Regions from separate parts of the Mus musculus genome. Here region 2 is linked to region 1. Evidence: chromatin loops called from intact Hi-C (ENCODE). Cell type or tissue: heart. All regions are shown on one strand.

Evidence for each region. Hi-C counts contacts between places; a loop is a spot of excess contacts. Peaks named below come from ENCODE experiments on the same cell type or tissue, not always from the same donor. Only the 100,000 strongest peaks of a DNase experiment are listed, where the experiment ranks them.
Region 2: it touches region 1 in a loop (2.0-fold over the local background); 3 of 42 quality-filtered maps call a loop at or near these places.

The regions. Positions count from the first base shown.
Region 1 is chr5:115,840,598-115,848,597 of GRCm38, forward strand. Cit (citron) reads left to right here and starts at 5,059. Exons shown (of 47, transcript NM_007708.3): 1 at 5,059-5,869. The coding sequence starts at 5,774. In heart, no CTCF peak of the experiment used is centred here; a DNase peak (open chromatin) is centred at 4,594; H3K4me3 peaks cover 2,543 bases; H3K27ac peaks cover 2,082 bases.
Region 2 is chr5:116,014,585-116,022,584 of GRCm38, forward strand. Prkab1 (protein kinase, AMP-activated, beta 1 non-catalytic subunit) reads right to left here. Exons shown (of 7, transcript NM_031869.2): 2 at 6,899-7,062; 3 at 5,790-5,883; 4 at 5,420-5,534; 5 at 3,364-3,497; 6 at 330-398; 7 at 1-142. The coding sequence ends at 65. Among named protein-coding and RNA genes, the nearest start is that of Prkab1, 5.8 kb to the right of the region's middle. In heart, a CTCF peak has its summit at 4,357 (motif pointing right); DNase peaks (open chromatin) are centred at 5,027 and 7,097; H3K4me3 peaks cover 621 bases; H3K27ac peaks cover 2,104 bases.

The sequences.
Region 1 (8,000 bases):
GTTGAGTGTCGTGTTTTATAAAAAGATAAGGAAGGCAGGGATGTTTGTTCTGGAGGCAGGGTATGGTGTGGGGGAAGGGATGCCTCTGCAAGGACCCGCAGAGGCACCCACTTCCCCCTCTGAGGTACCAGCCACAAGGATCACATAGTATAGATAAACTCAAGGCACTCGGAGGGGAGGGAGAGGGAGAGGGAGAGGGAGAGGGAGAGGGAGAGGGAGAGGGAGAGGGAGAGGGAGAGGGAGAGGGAGAGGGAGAGGGAGAGGGAGAGGGAGAGGGAGAGGGAGAGAGAAAAGAAAGAGGCAGGCCATGAGCAGGAGTGGGGCGGGTAAGGAACAAGAGCAAGAGAATGAGGGTGAGGGCAGGGCAAGCAGCCCCTATAGCGAGTCAGGCACACCTGGATGTTGCCAGGTAACTGTAGGGCGGAGCCTAGATGAAATGTCAGGGAGCATTTGCTGTCTTTGTAGGCTTTGTTGATCCCAGCCTCTAGCACAGAATAGATACATTCATAGTCTCTGGTAGTTGAATATTTGGTCCCCAGTTGGTGGCGCTGTTTGAGAATTAGGCAGTGTGGCCTTGTTGAAGGTAGGCTTTGAGAGTTAAAAGACTCTGGTGGCACACGCCTTTAATCCCAGCACTTGGGAGGCAGAGACAAAAAAAAAAAAAAAAAAGACTTTCACTATTATGAGTTCCGGCTCTCTGTTCCATGCTTGTTGTTGAAGGTTCACCCTCTCAGCTTCCTGTTCTGGCTGCCATTTCTCTCAGCCACGGTGGGGCCTTTTCCCTCAGGAACTGTAAGACCCCCGAAACTGGGGAGACCTCTGCTCAAGTCCCGGGATGAGCTGGCCGGCACCCCAATAACTTGAGAGAAAACCATACCTGATGCAAACTGCAAGAGGTTTTATTGTTAGCTAGCTGAGGATGAACTCCTTTTGTCATGCAGGGCAGGGGAAGTCCGACCTCTAGCTAGCGGGAACAGTAGTGGGCTTTTAACTGCTAGCTGAGGAGTTGGGAGGAGTTGGGAGGAGAGTTGGGAGGAGTTTGGCTACAGCTCTTCTATTGGGTGTCCTTGGTACAGGGAGCCAAACAAGTGCCTGGCTAGGTCTCTCCACAATCATTGCATTTCTGGCTGTAAGGCACAGAAACAAAAAGGCTTTTTGCTGGCTGTAGAGAACGAAGTGCTTCTTTCTGGCTGTATTTTTAGAGATCAGGGAAAACAAGCTTGGGGAACGTCCAGGGGCTTTACCTTTCAGGGAGAAACGCTTTAAGTCGTGGTCTCACAGAACCATAGGCTCAACTAAGCTCTTCTTCCTATTGGTTGCTCCTGACTTGGTGTTTAATCACGGCAACAGAAAAGTGACTGCTCTTGCAGAGGACCTGGGCTCAGCTGCCAGTGTAGTGTCAGGGAAGTGTTAGCGGTACCCCCCCCCCCCCAAACCAGATAGGAACCTATCAGATGCAATCACAGTACGGCCTTTTTATTTGAGCTAGCTTGGGGCTCCTCAGCACAGGACTGTCACACAGGACAGTTTTGGCGATGCAGAGTCCCGAATGTCTATCTGGGCGAGGGGCAGGGCTTTATAGTAAGTAGTAAGCAGGGAGCGAGTGTGCAAGCATCTAATTGGGAAGTTACTATGGCCTTTAAGATAATTTGCTGGTGCTGGGAGTCATATCATAAACTTAACTTCTGCTCCCCTCTGCATTGGTGGTTATTAGGCAGGGGGTGGGCTTGTAACCTGGGGTTACAGGCTTGTTAGGGGAGTAACCTGGAGATGCTGGTCTTGTTGGTGGTGAGCCTAGACACTTAAGGTAGGTTTGGGTTTTGTTGGGGGGAGGGATAACTTGGAAACTAATGTTAGGTACTGGCTTGTTAATTTACGTGAGTTCAAACAGGTTCAGGTTCTCTAAAATGGAGTTTGTAAAAGATTTGGCCTCTCAGCAGCACCCAGATGGCAGCTCCTAACCATCTGTAACTCAGGTTCCAGGGGATCCGACATCTATGTCCTGGAACTCTCCTTGTAGATCAGGCTGGCCTTGAACTCAGAAATCTGCCTGTCTCCCGCCTCCATAGTGCTGGGATTAAAGGTGTGCACAACCCTGCCTGGCAGCGGTTACCATGGTACTGAAGGTCAGACCCAGAGCTTGGCTTACGTTTCATCAGCCTGGACGACATGATGGAACTATATATAGTCTGATCTCTTGGTTCCTTAAATTACCTGGCCATCCCCTTCCCTCGATTTCATCATAGTGGTGGTGCTGGTGGGGGCGCTGGAGCAGGAGCTAAGAAGCTCGGAGTGTTTAGGTAATTTTGCAGCTGAGCCAGCTTTACAGTGGGTTCTCCCTACAGAGAAGACTCTCCATCACAGAGACGGATGATGAAGCCTGATTGTCAGGGCACTGATTTACAGTGAGTCTGGGATGGAGCTTGCTTAGCAGGCAGGGACTGTCTCCTCCGTTCAGTCTTCAGCACCGCACTCTCAAACAGATTGCGACATCTCCTGCTGCCTGGCTAGCAGTGCTGTCTGCTTTCTTGGCATTCCTTTCCCCAGGATGGCTGCAAGGTACACCCTGGAGCCTCTTAGGGGGCTTTTAAAATCCCCCAAGCCTAGATCCTAGAACAGGGAAATGAGTTGGGAGCAGGGGAGGCCTCTGTGTTAGTATTCTTTTTGTTTTATGTTTTAACTTTTTTTTTTTTCTTTCTGTATAGCCCTGGCTATCCTGGAACTCACTCTGTAGACCAGGCTGGCCTCGAACTCAGAAATCCGCCTGCCTCTGCCTACCAAGTACTGACGTCTTATCTTTTATTTTTATTTGCATCTTTCAGTGTGTGCAAGCATGTCCAGGGGAAGTATGGCATGTATGAGAGATCAGAGGATGACTGGTGAGAACCGGATCTCTATTTCCTCCATGTGGGTCCTGAGGATTGAACTCAGTTCGTCAGCCTTGGCTGCAGATGCCTTTACAAGCTCAGCCACCTCATTGGCCCACATGTTAGTAGTTTTCAAACCTCCTCTGCTGGTCTCAGTGTGCATACGGATGCTCTAGGTGTATCTATACGAGGAAGCCAAGTTGTAATCAGACAAGCATGCTGTTACAGTCTGTTTTTTTTAGTCTGAGCATACTCATAAATACCTATTCTGTGCCAAGGCCTGGGATAGAGAAAAGTAGAAGTCACTACAATTTGGTGGTTATAAAAAAAAAATGGGCTTCAGAGCCAGGCCTTGGTGTCATAACCAAAATCCCAGCACCCAGGAGGCCAAGCAGCCAGATCTCGGAGTTAAAAAGGCCAGCTTGATCGTGGAGTTCCAGGACAGAGAAAAGTCTGTCTTCAAAACCATAAATAAATAAATAAATAAGAATGAAAGAGCCCAGTTCAGATCCTAACCCTGCACTTACTGGTGTGTGACTCAGTTTCCCTCCCTCCTTTTTTTTGTCTAAAAAAAATCAGCCCCTCTCTCACCCCTACATCCAACCCCCACAAAATAGCTATAGTATCATCGGGTCAAGAAAAAGGTCATTGCCTTTCTCATGGTCCCTTCAAAAGCCTCCATTCGGACCCTAGGTGCCTTATTTCCTGGCGTTGCTGTCTTGATTTTTTACACTTGTCTCTTTTGTGTGTGTGTGTAGGTGCACTGTGCACTTATGTGCAGGTGCCCGCAGAGGCCAGAAAAGATCATCTGATCCTTTGGAACCGGAATTACAGGGAGTTGTGAGGGGTTTGAGGTGGGTGCTGGGAATCAAGGGAAGATCCCCTGGAAGAGTCGCAGAGCCATTGCCCCAGCTTTTGCCATTGCGTTAGACAACACTATTTCGAGCTCGCTCTCTAGAATGCGTTTCACGGTTACATAATTTAGAAAAGCTATTCCTAGTAGTCATAGAGTGCAGAGAGCCTCACTCAGTGTTAGCAAATACTACACTCCTTTTTCGAGATTGCCCCTTCACAGGTCAGTTTACACCCTACCCTTGTGTGAATGTAAACAGCGCCGCCTCTTCACAAACACCTTCCCCCACATTGCTAACGAGGCTGGGCACTTTCCACACACTGATGGCCACTGGGTTTTCTCATTGAGAGAAGGGGGCGGTCTAGTGATCCTGGCTTAAATTTACTTGAACATATCTTTGTGGTGAGACCTCACGATCTTGCTGCGGCTCAACCCAAAGGTACAAGGCAGGCAGGCTGGAGTGGGTTCCGATTACTCCTCTGCCTCAGCTGTACCGCACAGCTTCCTGATTCCCCCCCACGTAACCCCGGCGCCTACGTTAGGCGTGGGCGATGGCTCAATTGAGTGCATTCCTGCAGAGGGCTGGAGTTTGTTTCCTAGCATCCTTATCTGAGGCAGGCAGTTCGGGCAGAGCTCCCCGCAGGAGCTCGGACAGAAATGGACAGCGCCGCAGACTCCGCAGGGGACCCCATCTCCAAACACAGCATCCTGCCAACCGCCAATTTCAAACTTCCCAGCCCAACCCCGCCTGGATTCCTTTGCCCTCTTTCTATTGGTCGCTAGTCAAAGGAAGAGACAATGTGATTGGCTTTTCCATTTCACTTCCTCTAGCCCTCCGAGATCTGGGCGGGTCCTGGTGGAGACCCCCGCTGTCCATCAGTAGATGGCGAGCGCTGATTGGTTGAGGCACGGCCGAGACCTGCCCACGTCGTTTCCTTCAAACGTTGGGGCGGGAGACTCAGGGCGGAGCGGAGCGGGGCGAATGTAAGCCGGGGGTCTGCGGAGTGTGAGTCCAGTTTGTGTGTGTGTCTGTTGGGGGATTGGAGAGGCTCTGGGCGGGGGGCAGTCCCCTTTCCCAGGTCTCCCTGGTCGACCCCGTTCATACAGAGCCCACTTTCCCACCCAAGGCCTCAGGATAGCGGGGGGAGGGGGCTCCTGAGGGTCTGCTGCGGCTGCAGCATGGGTGTGCTGGGGGTAGCCCGGGGTCTGTGGGTGCAGCCCTGGGGGCGGGACAATGGGTTCAACCCAGTGTCTCTGGTTCGTCCTTGGGGTGTCCTGGGGGAAGCCTGGGGTCTGGGGCAGGAGTTGTTGTTAGTGTCTCTGGGTGTGCTGCCGGAGGACCTCAGGGCCCCTTAAAGAGGACCCATTCCCCTGTAGACCAGTCTCTGTCCCCTGCAAGCTTTACCTGCATTCTTGCCCATGGCGCTTCCCATTTTCTGTGTGATCTTATCTCCCTCACTTAATCTCTCTGTTCCTGTGTCTTCATTCTATGAGCTGGACTGAGGCCTTGGGTGGGAAAGTGGGCTCTGTATTCTATTCCGTGCCTAACCCAGCGCCTCCTTCTTGTGTCTTTCTCCCTCTCTAGCCTATCTGGTCAGTCAGGCAACCGATCTTCCTCAGGATCATTGATCTCTGTACCCTCCAGGGGCAGTGAACCTTCCTTTCCCTGGGATAATCCTCAAGGCTCACTGATCAAACCCTTTGGGCTTGGTTCACAGGTTAGGTCTATGTAGCTACGCGACATCAGATATTTGTGTTCGTCAGGGTTTTCTAGGGGAAAAGAGCTGGTAGAATGGAAAAGTGGAGATTTATTAGGCTGCAGTCTGCTAGTCCACCAATGGCTGGTAGTTCTTTTGGAAATGATTTATTTCCATCCCTTATGTGTATGAGTACCTTTGGCCTTCCTGTGTCTGTGCCCCATGTGCCGTGGAGGCTGGTCGCCACCTCCTCATCCTGATCTCTTTAGGGAGACACGACTCTGCCAAGCCCTTCCTGCCTTCAATGTCAGTACCCGCTTGACTTTCCCCAGTGTTCCTTCGGCGTTGGCGGAGAGATGTTGAAGTTCAAGTATGGTGTGCGGAACCCGCCGGAGGCCAGTGCCTCCGAGCCCATTGCCAGTCGGGCCTCCAGGCTAAATCTCTTCTTCCAGGTAAGCAGCTGCCAGCCAGCGATGCACACCCGTGTCTGCTGTGGTAGCCGTCTTTGGTTGTATTATGGACAGAGACTGGTATTCTTAGGGTAATCCTGTTTGTTCTTTTACATGTCCTGCCTGAGCTGGACTGAGGTGCCACTGTGCTGATGATTACGTACGTGGCTGGACGTGCCCCAGGGGAGTCCCCTCATTTCTCATACTCCACACTTTTTTTTTTTAAGATTTATTTATTATTATATGTAAGTACACTGTAACTGATTTAAGACACACCAGAAGAGGGCATCAGATCTCATTACAGGTGGTTGCTGGGATTTGAACTTAGGACCTCTGGAAGAGCAGTCAGTGCTCTTACCCGCTGAGCCATCTCGCCAGCCCATACTCCACACTTTTAAACTTTTGCTTCTTTCAATGGAAGAAACCAAAATTGTCTCTAGGGTGTATTTGTGTGTGTGCGCGCGCGCGTGTGTGCACGCACACGGGCCTGTCTGTCTGCATCTGTCTTGTGTCTGGGTACCCAGAGAGGCTAGAAACTAGCTTTGGATCCTTTGGATGTGGGAGCTGGTATTACAGGTGTTTGTGAGCTGCCTGTGTGGGCCTTGGGATCCAGATTGTGGTCCCCTGAGCCATCTCTTCAGCCCCAGTGTAGAATAATCTAATTTATAATCTTATTCCATACGAGGGATATCTGTTCTCTCTCTTTTTCTTTTTTTCTTTTCGAGACAAGTTTTTTTCTATTACGTAGCTCTGGCTGACCTAGCACTCAATATGTAGACCAGGTTGGCCTTCAAATCACAGAGCTCCACCTGTGGCTGCCTCCCAAGTCCTGGGGCTAAAGGCTTGGGCCAGCTTCCGCACCTGGCAGCTCTCCTGCTCTTTAGATTAAACACCACGCCTACATTCCTCATTCCGGGCCTAACAGTTTCGTCTTCTGTAAGGACCAATGTCATGCAAGTATTTCCAGACAGTTTTCTAGTTCGGTTCTACTCTGACTTGCCTTCACCATGGACTGTAATTTGTATACTGAAATTAACCCTTCCCCGCCCAGCTTGCTTTTGGTCATGATGTTCCTCACAGCTGTAGAAAACCAGCCAGGACATTTCCCTTCCATCCCTCTTTAATGTGGAGTGACCTTAGTTGGTTTTATATTGCGATAACAGCACGCCAGAGGGTGTGTGCTTTTATAAACAAAAGAGGTTTCCATAGGTGACAGTTCTGCTCCCTCAAGTACACCAATGGCTTCTACTTGGCTCTGCTCGGGGACTGGTTACAATGTTGCCACACTGGCTAGGGGAAAATGCCCAGAGATCACATGGGCCAGATAGGAAATAAGAGACCAGACCTTTCTAACACCCGGGCTCTCAGCTCCTGAGGTTAAAAAAAGCATTTTTGTTTCTTGAAGACCAGGTTATAACCCCCTACAATGTCTCACCCCCACCTTTTAAAGCGACCACAGATTTGACACTGGGGTCAAGCTTGCAGCACGTGGACCCCAGGAGGATAAACCACATGCAGATGGTAGCAATGGGTGCCTCCTGCAAGAGGAGATGGGTTGTGACAAAGAATCCAGGTACAACTCAGCGTGCCAGCCGAGCCTGCTGTGCTGCTCCCATGCAGGGCTGTCACCCTGCAGGTCGGATGCAGTGGCTGGCTTGTTTTCTGCTTCTGTGTGTCCTTTAGACTGGGTCTCAGTCGGTGTGTCTCTCTCCTACTCAGGACTTGTATTTTGGGGCTTGGCAGACTTCCAGAGCCCCAGAAATCTCACAAATCACCAGGCTTTGCCAGTTTTTTATTTTGCTAAGCAAGGATGTAGAAAGCAAATGAGAGGGGGAAAAAAAGCTATTAACTTTCTGGTCTTTTCATTTCCGAAAGAAAGGGCATTTTGAGAACTATGGAGAGCTGAGGCTTTTGAGTGTGCTATGGGGTGCTCCGAGCCTAAGCTTCCTCGAGTCTCTGGGACCCCCCCCCGCCCCCCGTCTACTTGGGTTAACTCTCAGGTGAACAGAGGAGGAGATATGAGGCTCATCTTCCAGCGTTAGAGGCAACCAAAGGGGCAGGCTCCGAGGTTCCCAAGCTTGACTGAGCCTTGCGGGGAATTTGTTAAAATCGGTTTTAAGCTGCGACCCAGAAG
Region 2 (8,000 bases), 170 kb after region 1:
GCATGCACACGGAGAGCCCAGCACCGCCTGCCATCCCTGTGGTCCATGGCTGCCTCTCATTCCCTCATATCGGCTTGTAGAGGAGGGTGGTGACATACTTTTTCTTGTACCGGTGTGTTGCACTGAGCACCATCACTCCATCCTAAGAGGGAGAAAAGGACCAGAGTCAGGGGCTCAGTCAGAGAGAACAGGAGACTCACTACACGGTCACTACAAACACAGCCCCCGAAGGCTGCTCTGCTTGTCCACACCCAAGGCCACCCTGGCACGTGGGGTCCTCAGAGCACAGGCTCAGAAACGGCTTGGAGGCAAGACAGGCCATTCATTACCTTGATGGAGAGTGCATAGAGGTGGTTCAGCATGACGTGGTTGGGCTCCGGAAGCAGTGCTGGGTCACACTGAGGGACAAAGGGAGACGTGAGCAAGTAGGATTCAGAAGTCAAAATGGTCCCTGCCCCCTATTTCATGGCCTGGTTGGGGTAGCCAAGGAGAGGAGCCAGGCTCTGTTGGTTGACCTGGCTTCCCAAGCCGGGCAGTGTGAGTTGTGGAGATGACCAGAGAGGTGAAAGGGGTGGATCCTCGTGCCAGCCAGATGCTACGGAAGGCACTTCCGGTAAGTTTTCTCCCTGACCTTTAAGGCAGGCCCTACCCCATTCTCTTACAGAGCAGACCAGAGACCCACTGGAAATGCTTTCCCGGAACACCAGACCCACTGTGTGTTCCATGCTCCTGAGAAGTGGATGGTAAGCCAACGGAACACCAGACCCACTGTGTGTTCCATGCTCCTGAGAAGTGGATGGTAAGCCAACGGAACACCAGACCCACTGTGTGTTCCATGCTCCTGAGAAGTGGATGGTAAGCCAAGCCTCTACAGCTAGACGAGGAAGTATGTTGCAGTAGGTGACTCTACAAGTGGACACGTGAACACTTCACCACACCTTTCTACCTCCCTAGAGCATCTTCATTCTCATTCCCAACTCTTAAGAACATGCACTTGTGTGTGTGTGTGTGTGTGTGTGTGTGTGTGTACAGGCTACTAGCTTGAGGTTCCTGCCTCAAGGGAAGGGCACATTCCTGTCACTCAACACTACGGGAATCCCAGTCCTGAAGTGACTTTAAGATCTCACAGCTGCCAACAGGCCTCTGAGGCCTTGGGGTGGAGGGAAACCAAGAGCTCTAACACAGTGTGACCAGGCCCTTCCACATGAAGCTGGACGGCCTATGCCACACACAGGCATATTGAGGGCTCTGAGCGGTGGCCTGGGGAGTGGCCACCCGCATCCTACAGAGCCCTGCAGTGGTTATGTTTGAGTCTGGGAAATCTGCTGGGGACAAATAACCCATGCACACAGGAGCACACAAGAGAAGTGGAGTGGGAGGATCCAGGTCCTAGTCCAGCTCTGCCCTAGCAGGGCCTCCAAGGCATGCACAGGTCCAGTGAGCTCCTACGGGGCAGGCAGAGCAGGATGGCTGCTGATGAGAGAACAAGGAGAGGCCCTGTGTGCCTCAGCTGCACGCTGCCTCAACCAACTGCTACAGGGATCTTAAAAAAAAAAAAAAAAACAAACAAAAAGCAGTTTCCATCTGTCACTTTTAAAGCTGTCTAATATATGGATCATACCATATTTGGGACATGCAAGTTCTGAGGAATGGCTACACCAGATCTCTAACATATTCACCCTTTTTTGTGTGTGCGATTAAAAAACCACTTAAAATCTACCTTGTGCTGTTAGTGAGCAAAGAGGTCAGTCCGTCTAAGGAAAGCATTATGGATGACGTCTAAAGTTAGACACAGAGGTACCTTGTGATGCAGTCACCCAGCCCATGGGTGTGCACACACATGTGCGTGTCCAAAGGAAATAGAACCTGGATGGATTTACATATGGGTGTGCATATGGCACTGTGGAGCCCCGCTGCAGTCCCTGAGAGACAATTCACAGGACATAGGATGTGGCCAGATGTGGCATACTATGTATAACTACAGATGCAGTGTGACCCCTCCCTCAAACTCCTGCTGTCCTCTCCCCACCCCCATAGGATGGGCTAGAACCTGGGACTGTGAGTCCAAATATACCCTTTCACTTTAAATTGCTCATCAAAAATTGTATCACAGCAGCTGGACAAGAAACTACAACAGTGGGTGGCTCAGCCTTAAAAAGGAAGGAAATTCTGTCACTTGCAACAACGTGGATGGACTATGGACATAAATAAGCCAGCCACAGGGAGACACATGCGACATCTTTTAAAAGCAGGCTAGGAGAACTGGATGGTAATTCTGGGGAAGACACCGGTTAAAAGCTACAAGATGTCTGCAGAGACAACTGTGAGAGGAGCTACGGCCCGAGAACAGGCTGACCACAGTCATTCACAGGACAGCAGATTTCCCAAAGCCTCTAAGAAAAGAACTCTGAGCGCTGTCTGGGGATGCCAGTCAACGTATCTGCTCCAGTCTCTTCACTGTGAAGCTGAAATAAGACTCCTCGGAGAGCACTTTCCTAACTGAAGACAAGATCTGTAAGAGCTGACAGTGAGGTCAGACACAGTTCTCCTGAATTCATGGTCTAGCCTCTCCCTAGCCATGCCTCTGTGTGTGTGTATGTGTGTGCGTGTGCGTGCACGCGCGCTGAATCTTTAAGGACAGCGGCTAAGGGTCCTTGCAGTTCTGTTACTAATGCGCACTGGTTATTTGTTTAGCCAGTGGGGTCTGAGGCTGAGTGGTCTCTCCACTGACCTCCTCCTGGATTCACAGGAGTGAGCCGGGATCTGTGCTTGGTCACAGCACAGAGTGGACTGAGTCCACTTAAGGAAAGGCACGTCTTCCACAAACCCTGACACTGCCGTAGGGAACCCTCCACACACAGTCAGCTCAGCAGCACGTGGGCTCTGCTGCTGTGTCCAGTGTTGAGGGAGGGGCTTTCTTTAGCACCAGATACAGTTTGCTTTGTCCCTAAGGGCTCACGTACTGGGAACTTAGTCCCCAGTGACTGCTGGGAGATGGGTCCTAACTGGTGGTGAATTAGGTCATGAGGGCGGAGCATGGATTAATGTAGGCACCCTGAGTGGGTCAGTCATCCTGAGGGCATCGCTTGCCCTTGCACCTTCTGCCACAGTGGATGTGGTAGAGGTTATAATGTGTTATAAGACAGCTCGAATTCTACCCCAGGAGGGCTGACGTTTCCAAAAGTAACTTAGTAACTAAAACTAGATTCTAAAATGTCTAGCTGACCAAGGGGTGTGTAACAGATGTGAATCTTTCACAATGTCAGGGGAGGACCACAGCAGTCCCCAACAGTGGAAGGCACAGGAGTTCTCCACTGTCTTTTAAGAAGTGAGCAGAAAGGAGCTCCAGATGGGAGTACTCACAGAGATGCCCGTGTCCTTGTTCAAGATGACCTGCAGCAGGTGTGGCGGGAGGATGGGCGGGGCTTTGAACCTCTCTTCTGGTTTAGACATGTAAGGCTCCTGGTGGTAGGGTCCTGGGGGCGAGCTGGACAGCTCTGTTGGGAGATGTCGACAAGACACTCAGACTGTAGGCTCTGCAGCTGCATTTGATGCATGGGGCCCTCATCTAGCTTTCTGTCCTGATTTCCTCAATCCAGGTTTGTATTTTCTTCAAAGACATTCAAGCTCAAACAGGGAAAACCAGAGGGGATGAAAAGTGCCCTGGAACCGGGGTGCTCGGGATAAAGCTCGACGCTACCTCGAGAAGCTCAGTGGAAGGAAGAGCAGCTGTGGCAAAGCCTAACAGGGAAGCCATCCCCCATAGCCTGGCCTCTCGTCAGCACAGTAAGGCTTCCTTCTTACTGCAGGCTGAGTTTGGCAACTGCCACAAGTTCTGGGCTTCAAGTGGGGATTAAGTGGCCCAGCCTAAGTTACCAAGTCTCCCAGGCAGAATAAAAGAAGTCTAACGAGGTACTGATGCACTAAAAAATAACCATAAAGACCAACGTGTAAAGGATCTTTGGCTCTACACTCCTGGGTCTGAGTGTTTTCACTATGTAGGCGCAGTAGAAGCTTCTGGAAGCACAGTACCTTGCCTTAGAAGCACCTCGAATCATGACAGCTGGCTGGCTAGATAGAGGATGGCACTGAGCTGTCACCCGAGTGTCGGGAAGGGTTCTGGCTACCTGACCCCTAAGCTGGCCCAGGGCTGCTTTAACTTTCTCAACATCAATTTCTAGGTCAGGCTCCCTTCACACCTCAGCACAAGAACTGAGAAAAAGCACTCGATGCAGAAAGCTGAGCTGTAAGAAATAAATACATGGCATTTAAAAAAAAAAAAAACAAAAAACAAACCCAAACAAGCCACTTGAATGTCTAACAGGAAGTTTAGAGCTGATCTGGCTCCAGCAGCAGGGGGCGGTGCACTTTCTGCCTGCAAATGATCAACCAGACCTTTAGCTGAAGGCTCTGTTGAATAGTGTGAAGTTCGTGTCAGAAGCGTGTGCACTGCCTCCAGGCTGCACCCTTTGCCTGTCTGAAATGTGTAAGTGGTCATCCAGGAATGGCCGATAACCCCAGTAAGAGAGCACTGTTTTTAGATTTCTAAGCCTAGATCTGTAACCTTAACCACGGCCAGCCAAGCCCACCAGTCAATTACAGCTGTGGAGTCAGAAGTGCTAACTGTAAGAGATCCCAGAGACACGGAGGTGAGGGTGGGAAAGCCCTCGGTAAACTGATAGCTGGCTACTGCTGAGAGCTTATCTTACTGATTCCCAGAACTGCTGCCCAGGAAGCAGCCCACACACAAAGAAGGGAAGCACACCTAACGTCCATCTGGATTCTAACACACAGTTTCTCTCCTGAGCTGTCCCTCTGACCTTCCAGGGATTCTCTTCCTCCCAGATGTGGTCGGAACAAAGGTCACCGAAAGCTCCGTGCTTAGAGGACTCTAGTTTACCGTGACTGAGCACAACAGGTTTCCAGAAAAGAGCGTTGTGCCATGTGGCCTGTTTTCTATGGGGAGTCACTTCCAGTCAAGTGTGAATGGACGGCACCAGTGACAGCCAAGGTCACCGAGGTGGCGTTTATCACCTGTCAGCCTGCAATTCTCCAGGCACCACTGGCAGGACACGAGCTGGCAGTTTCCCTGGCAGTGGTTCACTACTGACCCAACGTGTCCTCGTGGGTCTCTTCAGGCCTGCCTATGGCATAACATCAAGTGTAGCTCTGTTCTAAAGCCAAGTGGAACTGCAAAATATCCCATAAGGCAAGGGCAGTGACTTATGGTTTCTTTGGGGGTTAAACTCCAACAGCCAGGGCCACTGGAATTAGGAAGGAACTGCTGTGGTCCGGAGAGCTACAACTGTCCACCTGGCTGGGCAGCTTTTGCTCAAGTGTGAGAGGCGAGGGAAACAGAGTATGTCCAGGCCACAGAGCCCCAGCCTGCACACACGTGGGATAAAGTAACTGTTCATACCAGACACATCGGAGCACTTTTGGGAATCCACCATTAAAGCATCAAATACTTCAAAGTCAGTTTTCTTCACTTGAATGATGTTGTTAACTGTGCCAAGCTGGCTGGTTACTATTGGCTGGGAAGAGACAGATAGGCAGAAATCATAACGTGGAAGGTCTGTGGATTCTTCAGAGGACTAGAATTCCTGGCTGGAAGGCCTCACTGCCTGGTTAGCGACTCTTGGTTAATTATACCAATGAGCTGGTAACTGGCGCTATCTAACTCAGAGCCACACGCAGGGAAGAGGGTCCTGATAGCACGCCACAAGGGAGGTGATGGGTGCTGGTTGTGCAGGTAGGTACTAGAGGGCCAAGGGCTGCAGGCAAAGTACCTCAGAAGGATCATGGGTCCACTGTCCATCCACGAAGAACTTGTACTGATGCTCTCCTTCAGGCAGGTCCAGGATGGCTACAAAGTTATTCTGGCTGCAGGAAGAAAGGAAGTAGAATTTCAGCTGGGTGGGCTGCCCTCTGACTCCAGGTATAACCAAGAGTTTGGCTGCAGGATGGCAAACATGGCAACCAATTCAGACAATTAATTCTTGGTCACGGCCACTAATGGAGCAGCAGGAAACTCACTTTGCTCAGACACTAGGAACCTAGAATCCTAACACTGGAAGGTCAACAAATGGCTGTTCATACCTTCCAAGTCTCCACGCAGAATACCACCGGGCGGGCAGGCGGGCTGGGTGCCACGGAGGTAAACATAGGCTGCCGAGCCATCCCTTTTGTCAGTGTGCCATGACAGGGACTGAGCCAGCGTAACAGGGCACATAGACGTTCTCCACACAGACCTGTCTAACTACCCCGCCACTCCTGAGATTGCTGTGGACTTGTAGCAGCCCTGGAAACACAGGGACACTGACAACAGTTGGGCTCAGACCAGCAGGGCACGGGCTCTCCCTCTGTTTACCAGAAGTAGTCACTGGTAAAGGCGCGATGACAGGAGTCCACACTAGGGTTTTTTTGTTTTGCTTTGTTTTTTTTGTTTTTTGTTTTTGTTTTTTTCGAGACAGGGTTTCTCTGTGTAGCCCTGGCTGTCCTGGAACTCACTTTGTAGACCAGGCTGGCCTCGAACTCAGAAATCCGCCTGCCTCTGCCTCCCGAGTGCTGGGATTAAAGGCGTGCGCCACCACTGCCCAGCCACATCAGGGTTTTGATAAATCGTCTCACTGAACCCTTGCTAATGATGTCTTCAGAGCATGGAACTTCCAACCTTCCAAAAAATAACACACAGGACTCAGTTAGAAGGGATCCAGGTCACCTGGTCCAGGAGTCCGATACAGAAGTGACCGTTCCATGCAGTAATGGGCTGGGATCCACACCCCTAAGGGTCCCAGCCCAGCGTTCTCTCCAATGCACCGGGAACAACTTTCTCAGAAGAAATGTATATCTAAATGTCAGAGCATAGCACAGAAATATCGTCCGCCGAGATCCTTACCTTCTCGTGAGGGGAAGCTTGCTCCAGTTGTTGAAGGACCCAGACAAGTAGACTTCCTTTCCACCCCCTGTCCATCGAAACACGGTGGGCCGGGCCTGGGCGGGGGCTTTATCATTCGCTTCCAGGTCGTGCTGCCAGGCCAGGAATTCCTCTTTCTCTGGAGCCTAAGAAGCAGAGGCGTTTACTTGGGGTCAGGCAGCTGGCAGCGAGCTCCCCACCCGAGACTGTTAACCTAAGAGGACAGCAGAGTCTAATCAGGCAGCTCTGCTTGTGTCTGCGGCACATGACTGCGTCTGTTCCCCCACCTGCCAATGGAGATAATAAGGACAACAGCTTCTGTCATATCGTGACGACTGAGACAGTCTGACACATGCAGTGCTTAACCAGCAGCTACTATTACTGCAACCAGACTTCACAAACTCTGGAGGAAGCTGCAAGGCCTACTCGGGAGAAGACAGCCATGAGTCCAGGGTGGGTTCAATATGCTCCACTTCCCTCATTAAGCAAGACTTGAGAGTATGTAAGAATTTACTAGGGATGGTCTCGGAGCTGTTAAAATGGACACAATCAGATGGGAAGGGAAGGGCTGGGGTACAGAGAACTAGATACAAATGGCAAATGGTAATATCCACTGAGGTATATCAGAGGAACTTACTCCAGCTAGAGACAAAGGAACACACCCCACCCTGGGGTGAGACACAGTTAGATAAGCATCATTTCTCTTCTTCAGTCAGAATCGAAGCCAAACACCGGACTTCTAGGGTGGAGAAAGCCCTGAAGGAGCCCTGGAGGCTTCTGTGACTTCCACTCCAGATACTGATCTGCTGTTATCTGAGAGATACCAGCAAGTCCCTGGATCTGAACCGTACAGATTGGATAACTAGCAGGGTTTGCTTGAGAGCTGTGGGGCTCTCACCCTTCCTAACGCTGCGCCCCTTTAATACGGTCCCCTATGTTGTGGTGACCCCCAACCATAAGACGATTTGGTTGCAACTTCGTATCTGTAACTTTGCTACGGTTCCGAATCGTAATAATACAAATATCCGACATGCAGGGTCTGGGGTGCCGACCCCTGTGAAGGGTCTGTTGGCTTCCAAGAGGG